3 separate regions of the Homo sapiens genome follow, and regions 1 and 2 are each linked to region 3. Evidence: chromatin contacts called from ENCODE Hi-C data. All regions are on one chromosome and are shown on one strand. Each heading gives the region's core, a stretch centred on a gene start or an enhancer-like site at or near the end of the contact. The rest is flanking DNA. Distances are from core to core; before and after follow the strand shown.

Region 1 (3,355 bases), core at 404-2,903, 7.1 Mb before region 3:
GACTTTGTAAAAACTCATCACCTGAAAAGGTTACATAGGATAAATATAATCTTGACTCAATCAAGTTACTATATTGAAAAGTGCTTCATAAAAATAATCTAGTTACAGTATTCCCGCATGATTCTTCTAGTAATTCAGTACCTGTTACGACAGTGAAGTAACCTGCTGATGCTGTGTGGCTCAGTCTAGTCAAATATTATCAGCCTACTGAAATGTGACTCATTTATATAGTATTGAGATAGAACAGTAAAGCTTCAGGAAAAGTCTAAGTCAAATAACACAGAAATCTTAAAGGACATTCCCCAAAGAGACTGTCTCCTGCTTTAGAGAACTACCCTATTTCTCACCCAATAACGAAATAAACCAATTAAAAATATACACGATCTTTTCTTAACTACACAAGACATTTCTTTAAAAAAAAAAGAAATATTTCCCTTGAGATTACTTACAAGACATTAAACATAAATCAGATCTCCAAACACAAAACATAGCAGCTAAAAATAGTATATCTGTTTCAAAGGCTGAGGCAGAAGCCCTCCAACCGAAAAAACTAAAATTAGGTTTTTTCCATCTCTAGATCTTTAAAATGAACCTTCAGCATTTATGAGGTACACAAATCAGTGTCCACATATTCTCCCAAACTAGCTGGTCAGAGAAAACCTAATTACTAAAATCTTCAGAAATACAAACCCACCGTCCTCCAAGAGACTCATGTAATGAAATTCCTCTTCATTCTGGCTAATAACCAGACTAAAAAACAATACTACTACTAATAAAGACCTTTCTCCAATTAATTTATTCCGTAAAACTCAAACCCACCGAAAAAGACCACCATACTCTTTTTCAGGAAGCAGAGATAAAAGCCTTGTACAAAAGCTGTCAGGTGGGCAGGCAGGTAGGGCTCCATCTAGGAGACCAAGAATCCGAGCCCGGAGTGGGAGGACGTGGTCACACCGGAGGGTAGAGGAGGGGATCCAGACCTAAGCGCGGCCCCACCCACAGAGATAGCTATGAGCAGAGCTAGGAGGGCAACTCTCTAACCCTAAGCTCTGCCCAGACCCGTGCCCGGTTCCGCGCTCCCAGCCTCGCTCCTACCCCCAGCCCTGTGGAGGGTCCGAGCATCGCTACCCTGGCACCTGCTCAAACCCGTGTCTGGGAGGAGGGGAGGCTGGGGCCACTGACAGGGCCTGCGGGCCTGACCTCGCCGCCGCCTCTGGCGGACTTGAGGGTCGACAGGAGCCCCGCGCCCGCCCGCTCAGCCACCCGCCCTCCAGTCAGGGCAGGAGCCGGCCAGCGAAGCCGAGGCGTCCGCTCGGGCCCCGAGCGCCGCAGCGGCGGGAAGGTCACCGGTCGCAAGAGGCCCCGACCGTGGGCAGCGACGACGTCCAAGCTACCTTTGGCCTCGCAGTCGGCGCAGTACTTGTTGTCCTCCTCCCTCAGAAGCTTGGATAGGATGAGCTGGTGCTGCTCGTTCAGCTTCTGAGCCTTCTCCCGACAGGAGCGCGTCGCCATCTCGGCAGCGGGGCGGGGAGCCTGGGGCAGCTACGGCGGCGGCGGACGCTGGCTGGAGCCGGGCAGAGTGAACGCACCTGGCGCCGCCGGGACCGCGGGCGGACTCAGCCCAGGAAGCGGCAGCGGCAGCTGGAACGGGAGGAGGGGCGGCGGCGGCGGTGGCGGTGGTAGCGCCGACGTGTCCCGCCTCCTTGACCGGCCTGCCGGCACGCACCACCCTAGCCGGCGAGGGGAGGGGGAGGGGGACTGGGTCGCGCCGAGGCTTCCGGGTGGCGCGGAGGAAGGAACCCGGGCGCCGAGCGCGCTGCGCATGCGCCGAACCTACGGGGCCCGGGCTGCCGAGTCTTTTTGCAAAAAGGCCTTCTGCCCAAGGTGATTCCCGAAAGGTAGCTGGCACTGCCTCATACGAGCTTTCCCCCCTTTTGAGATGTGATGGTCCGCAAGGGCCTCTAGTAAAACCCAGTAATGGAAGACCTTTTACAAGAAGCCTACTTTGACTTGCCCATTTGCCTTTGCTCTTGCTGGCACAACATTGGAAATGCAGAAATAACTAGCGACTGGGTGGGTTCATTTACTCATTCGAGGTTTATTCGCCTGCAGTTTAGAAGCTGGAGACACGGATGGAAGAAAAGAGGAAAAACGGTCTCTTACATTTTAAGGGCGAGAAATAATCTAGTAGTGACATGTATTAGGGGATAACATTTCATTGAGTGATTACTCTGTTAAACGAACTGTTAGCTCATTTAACCCTTTCCCCAACCTTATGATATTGTTATCCTCATTACACAGGGGAGGAAAGTGAGGCATAGAGGAGTTAAGTAACCTGACCAGATTACAGAACTACTAGTGGAGGAGTTGAGATTTAAATCCAAAGCAGTCTGGCTCCAGAGTCTGAAAGACCTGGCAGTAAGCCCTTCCATAAGGGGGAAAGTGTGACCAGGAACCCAAGTACTAGGCGGTGATACTTTAACAAGAAGCTGTGTAAATAGTGATCCTTAATGCAAGAGAAAGAGAACTAAAGAAAACACTTTTCATTGGAACCCAGACCCTAATCCAGGCTCATGAAGTTTGAACTCCGGGTGACGCAGTTTCGATGATTTGGCATGTTGTATATTATGAGGAAGTTCTAATATGGGGCTTATGCAAGCCAAATAAACACAGTCCTTGCCTGCGATGAAGCAGATGCTAAGAAAGGCAATGAGCAAGAGTCGGTCTTACACTTCTTAGTAAGGCCAATTTCTAGCCCCTGTCCCTGCATAAAAGTGACCCTCATTGCTACCTAGCCCTGTTCTTGGCACAGGGGCTCAAAAATGTTTCTGGAATTAAATTGAATGGATATGGCAATGAAGATGCTCAGTAATTAAACAAATTAGAGCTTATACTACATAGCTCTGACAAATAACTACTAGGGAGATATTGGTGAGTTCCAATGAACAGAAAAAAACATTATGTGGGAGGTAGAACTTACGAGCCTTGTCCTGAAGATACGCTGGATTTAGATGGGGACTGGGGAGGGAGATATTAAGAAAGAGCAGCTTGCACAAAAGCATGAAGACCTGAAGTACCTTGGAAAACAGACTGGAACAAAAGGTACTACTTTTGAGATAAGGCTGCATAAGTAAACTATGATAGGGTTATGGAAGACTTGGGAAGCCAGACAAAGTAGTCTGGCCTTGATGCAAATTGACAGTAGAAAACCTGTAGATTTTTGCCAGGCACAGTGGCTCACGCCTGTAATCCCAGCACTTTGGGAGGCCGAGGCAGGCGGATCACCTGAGGTGGGGAGTTCGAGACCATCCTGACCAACATGGAGAAACCCTGTCTCTACTGATAATACAAAATT
Region 2 (3,268 bases), core at 718-3,217, 6.5 Mb after region 3:
ATAAGAAAAAAATTCTCTTCACAAATATACCAAGATTCAGGAAGAACCTGAAATATCTGTCCTCAAGAGCCATGGAAACCTGTTATTAAACATACTTCAGCGCATGGTGAAGGAAAGGACAGGATACAATTCACCCCCATCCTCTACTCCAAATCCGTAGAAGATCAAAATGAAAAGGAGAGAGTACAACATACACTGGTAAAGGGAAAGAAATTCAATAAAACAATCTTGTGAAGGACTCCTAAACAAATCTATTAAAATACCATACAAAAATGAATTACCAAAATGGCCCTAATGCTGGGAAAGAAACTGTTTAATAACCAATTTTACAAGGTTTCCCAGCATCCACCATAAATGCACATCTGACACTCAACGAAAAATTCTACAGCTTGAATACCAAACTGCAACTAACTACGGCATTCCAAAAGACGAGTTGGGGACAGAACCGTTTTCTGCCTGGCGAGCTGAGATACCACTTTACGCAAAGCCTTTCTAAAACTCCAATAATTATGGAAGAAAATCACCCCAAAATACATCATAAAACACTCTCTTCTGCTTTGGAAACCCATGCTGTACAAAGTGTGCTCAGAAATCCTTATGTCCCTGCACTTGTCTGAAAATGAAGATTCCTAGGCCCCCGCCTGGAAATTCTGATTCGGTAGGTCTGCAGTGGGGCCCAGGAATCTGCCTGTTTATACTTACTAAGGCTTGAAAACTACTGTCTCAAAGGGAACAAACTCAGAAAAATAGAGCATGTTCCCAGTGATGTAGGATTCTTCATTATGAGCATCAACTGTACTATGCCGTAACATGATGATCTCAGAGGTTAGAGAAATCTTCAAGCTATTTGCCTTCATGTTAGAAGCACCATAACGCTAAGATTCTGGGCTCTCACAACCCTTCCTGTTTTCTACGTCCTTGCTCATCATTAGCAGCTCCTTCCTCCGTGTCGCCTTTAGAAGTTACTCTTGCTCCATTTCAAAACAGCGTTTTAGACACCAGCGTTTTTATCTTAAGTTTAAATGAAAGGCAGGGGGCGAGATTAAGTGTACAGCACGTTCTTTAGGACGTGCTCTTTGTGATGGCTACGGGGGTGGCTCAGATAGCTCTTTTGGTAAATTTCCCAATCCTGCGCCATGCTCCAGTGTCTAGTATGTATTAGACACTCATGAACATTAAATGACCAGGTGAGGTAACATTACATAATGGCCCACCATAGTCTTTTACTCTGGGAAAACCCCAATCATCATTGCTACTTACACTGACAAACTGAATGTCGTCTTCATTTTCATCCGTTGTTGACTCAGATGCCTCAGGGCCAGCTGGAGGGACAGATTCTATTATCTATAAAAACAAGCCAAAACATGCTTATCTGTTCAGCCACATTCGTGTAGGAAGAGAGCGTTTCCGAAAGGAACAATTAAAGACAGAGAGCTCTTGAGGAAAACGAACTGAGCACAATTTCACGGAAACCCGACTAGGAACGGAACTCGAGCTCTGGCTCTTGCCACAGAGTGTGCGGAGCTGCAGGGACCCAACGCTGAAAACGCGTTAGTTACCAGCCTCTCACAATTCCCCTTATCTACTCCAGGAGGAACGCAAGCTCAACACCGAAGGGCAATCCTGCCTTAAAACGTCGCTCCCACTGGCCCAGCCGCGGCCACAACGAACGCCAGGGCCCGTGCGGGGGGCCGGGCGGCCATTGTTGCTGCGGGTTCCTCGCTCAGACACGCACCAGGCCCCAGAGCTGGGCTCGGCCCAAGACACTGAAGAGGTATCGCCCCGAGGCTGCGACGGAGCACCAGGCCTCAGACCGCAGAAAACACAAACCCTTCGCGGTTCGCCTCTGAGAACGCCAGGACCCTCACTCGACTACTCACCTCCGACCCCGGGTCTCCCATGTCTCCGACGGCCGCGCTGACAGCACCACTGCTCCTGCTGTCCCTGCCGCCGCCGTCGCCACGAATCCCCTTCCCGCCCTGCACCGCCTGGCGCTACCGGGACCCGCCCCTGCGTGAGCGCCGACGCCACCGGCGGAAAGAGACGCAAAACCTCTTCAAAGGAGGAGCGGCCCTTACTGGCCCGCTATGCCCCCGGAGCCGCTTTCTCTCACTCCCGGGCTTCCTTCCCCGCGCCGCGCAGGATGCTGGGAATTGTAGTTCGGGTCCGCCCCGAGACCGCCCCTCGCCGGAGAGGAAAAGAACCATGCGCCTAAAAGACGCCAGCTGCAGTGGGTGGGGCGAAGCCAGGGGCCAGCTGGGTCCTGTGAGATAGCGAAGCACTGGGAAGATGTGGGAGGATGTGAAGGAGGGTTTGAGTTGGTATTTGTTTGGTTTTGGTATGGTTGTGAAGCGCAGCTCATTGATTTTTCTGTTTTAGCCCTGAAGGTGGGTGGTGGGAACGGATTTCTCTTTTTTTCCTTTCATTTTTAAATTTATGTATTTACTCATTTTTGAGGACAGGGGCTATGTGGAGGTTTAGCTGAATCCTAGGATCAGGAAAGAATCTGAAGTATCCTTACATTACACACCTCTTCCCTAGCGTCAGTCTCCCAGGCCCTGCCAGTATTAATACACCTGAGGAAGAAAATAGGGATGGGAAATCCAGGGCCCAATAGGAAAGGGAACCGAGGTCTACCTAACTATCACTAAACCCTAGCCAGTGATTTTGAAATGCACTTTTTCAATATTCTCAGATATACTGAGAGAATATGAGAGATCTATTTATAGACTGCTGTAAGGTTGACCTTTTAACCTTTTGTGTGTTCACACTCATAAACCAGTCTATAAAATAGATCTTTTATATTCAACTATGCATTTAATCTGTTCTCAGGTAATACCTTACCAAAAATTTAAAAAGGTTTTTTAAAAAAACACACCAATCGTTGTCAATAAAGTTTATGAAAAGAATTAAGTGATAACATTATTTTAGGCCAGGCGGGTCCTCACACTCTGGGAGGCCGAGGCGGGCGGTTCACTTAAACCCAGGAATTCGAGACCAGCCTGAGCAATAAGAGGGAACCTCGTCTCTACAAAAAATACAAAAATTAGCTAGGCGTAGTGGTCCTTGCCTGTAGTCCCAGCTACTCAGGAGGTTTAGGTAGGAGAATCGCTTGAGGCCGAGAGATTGAGATCCAGGCTGCAGGGAGCCAAATTCATGCCACTGCACTGCAGCCTGGGTGACAGAGCAAGACACTGTCTCAAAAAAAAAAAAAAAAAAACACAAATTATTTAACATCTCAGATTCCTGTTTTTGTTTGTATGCAAAA
Region 3 (3,453 bases), core at 438-2,937:
GTAAAATGCTGCTCACTCTTGGGAATGATTTAGTTTTCTAGTTTTCAACTGACTGAGTAACAGGAAGCACTGCCTCAGGATCTAGATGTCGGGCAGGTCAACAGTTCCAATCGTAGTGTAAATAACTTAATACTCGTGGACTGGTAGGGGGCTCCGCGGACAGAAGATAAAAAACCCTCAGAATTCCGTCTCTGGTTGGCTACTGCTGCCACAAACCAACAGGAGGCAACAACATATTACACCACAGAGCTCAGGGATAGTTCTAAACAGTCCCCGATTAAAAGGCGCCATCCAGGGCCCTTCCAAAATTGGCAGGGGAAATGTATGCTGGTGCCCGGACGGGAAGTCCTTCGCGTCAGTGTAACTAACAGTAGCCCTGTCAGTTTCCAAGACGCTCCGAACCAGGCCATTTCTCGACGACTGGCCCAGAGAAAGGACAAGACTAGACTTGTTCCCATTATCACGAGCCCGAGGTGGGGCGATAAATCCGGAACAGCTCGAATTACCAGGTGGAGCCTGGGAGGAGGGCGGGGCGGACGGCCGAAGTTCTCACCTAGCAGAACCCCACTCTGGCCCGGGCAGGGGTGCAGCTCGCGGAATGCCCCAGAGGGCCGCCGCCCCGCGCACGCGGCTGTGTGCGCCCGAGCACGCCCGCTGCGCCCCCTCTCCGCGCCGCAATCACGGGTTCGCGCCGCGCCTTCAGTCAGGCGCGGGCGCCGAGGCCATTTTGTCTGAGGCTCGGGTCCCGGCCGTCGAGCACAAGAGTGTAGCTGCACCCAGTGGCTGTCCCGCGCCCACCCCGGAGCTCCGAGAAGCTCTGGAACCAGATCGTTACCACCCGTGCCTGGCTGTCCGGCCTACCCCACGCCCGCCCGGATCTGGAGGCGAACCCGCCACCGCCGCGCCCTCCCCGTATCCGGCTCCGCAGTGACACGCGCAGCCCTCGCCCCACCCCGGGCCACGTCTCCCGCTCCCAGTGCAGCCACTCTCCTCCGGCCGAACAAAGAGGCCCCGGGACGCCGCGGAGCCTGCCATGCCCGGACGGGTCGCGCCAGACCAAAGGGCCAAGGGCGGAGGCGGCGGTCACAAAGCGGCTTTTGTGCCACCCACCCGGCCCGCTGCGGAAGCCGAAACTGCCCCCGGCCGCCGCAGAAGCCGGACCGCGCCGCCCCCGTCGCTCCGGGCTCGGGAGGGACTCAAAAGCCGGTGCCTCCGGCGGCCAACCGCCACCCCGCAGCCCCGAGGGGCCCGGCATCTGCCTCCGCACAGCCGGCCGCAATCGGCCGGCCACAGGGCCATAACCCGCCCGCTCCCACCCGGGACCCACCGGAACCGCAACCCGGGGCAACCTGGAGGAGACGCCGGGCTCCGAACAAAGGCGACAGCGGGGATGGGGGGCCGGTCGTGGATTCCCAGCCCGAGAGGCGACGATGCGACGGCTACTCACAGGAATATGTTTACTCATTGAAGATTGTGGCCTAATCATACAGCCGGTCCCGAGGCGGCGGCGACACAGGCGGTGGCGGTGGCTGCAGGGCAGGAGGCGGCGGTGGTCGTGGCGGAGCGGCGGTGGCGGCGATGCAGGCGGCGGCGGGGGCACCAGACTCTACCATGCAGTGAGCGGCTCGGAGCAGAGCGCGTAGCCGAGCCGGCCCGCAGCCGAAGGAGCCAATACACGCGCCGAGGCGCCCTTGCGTCACAAGCCCTCCCCTTTATAGCCGGCGCGACGTGCAACCCTCCAGCCACCAATCGCGGCCTGGAACCGCGGGCCAGGAGCCGACAGGCGGGGGCGGAGGCCCGCCCCCTCCGGACGTCACTCCGCGGCGGCCGCCGCCGGTGTGAACCGGTTGATGAATGGCTAAGCGCCGAGTCGGAGCATCCCCGGGGCGGGGGAGGGAAGGGGCTGCCGGGAGTGCTCCGGGATGCAGGAAGCCTGAAGTTAAGAAGGGGTGGGAGCGAGAGAGATTCCGATTTATCGACTGGAAGGAATCATGCTGCAAACCACGTTTCTCATAATTAAAACGGTCCAGGAGTGCACACATGTCACATGAGGAGACTCGAAGTTTGCCTGAATCGTAAAATGCAATCCTTCTAGGGCTGGAACCGCGTCTCAGTGTCGAGCCTGCTTTCTACTGCCTTAACCACGGTCATCTTTGCCAGTGGTTTACCTTGGCACCTGGGCCCCGAGTACCTTCGTCATCAAATAATATTTATGTCGCAAGACCGCTGTACCCGGTGACTCAACACCTTGCATGCCACGGCCTTAGGCTTGGTCAAGATGAATTCTTGTCCCTGGGGGCGCTTTCAAGCGGGGAGAAACTTACCTTCGCAAAACTTAAGGCTATAGAAGATGGGGAGAGTATCTTTTGATGCAGACGAAGCCCTATGCTCCCTATATTCTTTTTTTGATCACACCTCTCTATACTACGTACGCGTGCAACTGCAGTTGGCTCAATTGTGGCATTTCGAAATCACATGCATCCTTTGTACTGCTGCTCACTTGATATGTTGTCTCAGATAATGAAAGGTTAGGAAGTGCTTAAAGAAAGCGTTTTTAGAAATTAAGAATCCTCGGTTTTGTCAAGCACTGATGTAATTCTTTGCGTCAAAGCTAAAGCTCTTCTTTATGTTCGTTTTCAGTCCTCTTTTACTGACTTCATTATTTAAGCCCCTAAGAAGTAAAGTCTTATCGCAATTCTGTGCCATACAAGGGCACCTCTGTTATTTATAATCTGAAAACCCTTTCTCCTCAGCTCTGGAGAAGGACCAAACAGGACCTTTACCTGCTTTTTAAGAACTCAGTTTTCCACTAACACTGAAGCCTTTTGTTTGTTATTTTCACCGAGTATGAGATTGGAGAGGGCTTTAGGGATCAAATTTTGTCCTCTTTCAGTGCCCTGCAACATCTTAGGATTTATTAGAACTTCTATTTAGAGACTGGTTGTATAGTTATTCAACTTTCTTAACTCTGTAAGTAAAATAAGAACTTTAAAAAAACAAAAACAAACAAAATCCTGGGCCAGACTTTCAAAGGAACAAAAACTCTTCGTCATTTGGAAGAAAATGGCTCACCTACGACACATTTTAATCCATTAAAATCAAGGAAAACTAGCACACTTGAGAAATATGTCCCTTTACAAATAAATGATTTAAAAAAGTAAAGACTTTAAAATCTTAAATTCTAAGAAAATATAGAAAGCTTAAAAATCTTGGGTGGTAGGGGCAAAGCTAAGCAGGCTGGGGAACTCATGTCGAAAAAAAGGGACAGATTTCATATATAAGAACTAAAAACTTTTATATGGCAAAAGGCTTTTGACAAATGTCAATTTCACACTGGGGGAAATATTGGTGATACTTCATGGGTAGGGTTAATATAAAAAGCTTGGCCAATGTATATAATAGTGTAGTTAAAAAGCACATATTCAGTCAGCCACTCTTACTCCACAAGTTGGT

What was found. Hi-C counts contacts between places; a loop is a spot of excess contacts on that map. Pooled maps may share reads with other maps.
Region 1: a map of CD4-positive, alpha-beta memory T cell shows a loop between it and region 3 (10-fold over the local background). The contact joins the promoter of SMAP1 here to the promoter of PTP4A1 in region 3. A Hi-C loop is called at or near these places in 2 of 168 maps with a recorded cell type or tissue (CD4-positive, alpha-beta memory T cell and naive thymus-derived CD4-positive, alpha-beta T cell) and 6 of 50 pooled maps.
Region 2: a pooled map shows a loop between it and region 3 (13-fold over the local background). The contact joins the promoter of ZNF451 here to the promoter of PTP4A1 in region 3. A Hi-C loop is called at or near these places in 9 of 50 pooled maps.

Annotation. Positions count from the first base shown.
Region 1 is chr6:70,666,181-70,669,535 of GRCh38, reverse strand. SMAP1 (small ArfGAP 1) reads right to left here and starts at 1,653. Exons shown (of 11, transcript NM_001044305.3): 1 at 1,395-1,653. The coding sequence starts at 1,512. RefSeq lists silencers at 912-971, 1,092-1,321, 1,472-1,871.
Region 2 is chr6:57,088,887-57,092,154 of GRCh38, reverse strand. It overlaps ZNF451 (zinc finger protein 451), which reads right to left and starts at 1,967. Exons shown (of 15, transcript NM_001031623.3): 1 at 1,881-1,967; 2 at 1,261-1,344. The coding sequence starts at 1,901. RefSeq lists a silencer at 1,909-1,978 and enhancers at 1,399-2,281, 2,149-2,298.
Region 3 is chr6:63,570,714-63,574,166 of GRCh38, reverse strand. PTP4A1 (protein tyrosine phosphatase 4A1) reads right to left here and starts at 1,687. Exons shown (of 6, transcript NM_003463.5): 1 at 1,448-1,687. It overlaps LOC124901228 (translation initiation factor IF-2-like), which reads left to right and starts at 599. Exons shown (of 2, transcript XM_047419610.1): 1 at 599-635; 2 at 737-3,453. The coding sequence starts at 599. The coding sequence ends at 1,482. LOC128125822 reads right to left here and starts at 1,687. Exons shown (of 2, transcript NM_001415059.2): 1 at 1,448-1,687. The coding sequence starts at 1,486. It also overlaps a transcript of LGSN not described here. RefSeq lists enhancers at 1-491, 186-555, 492-1,227, 1,609-1,903, 1,228-1,963 and 1 more and silencers at 1,096-1,225, 1,526-1,945.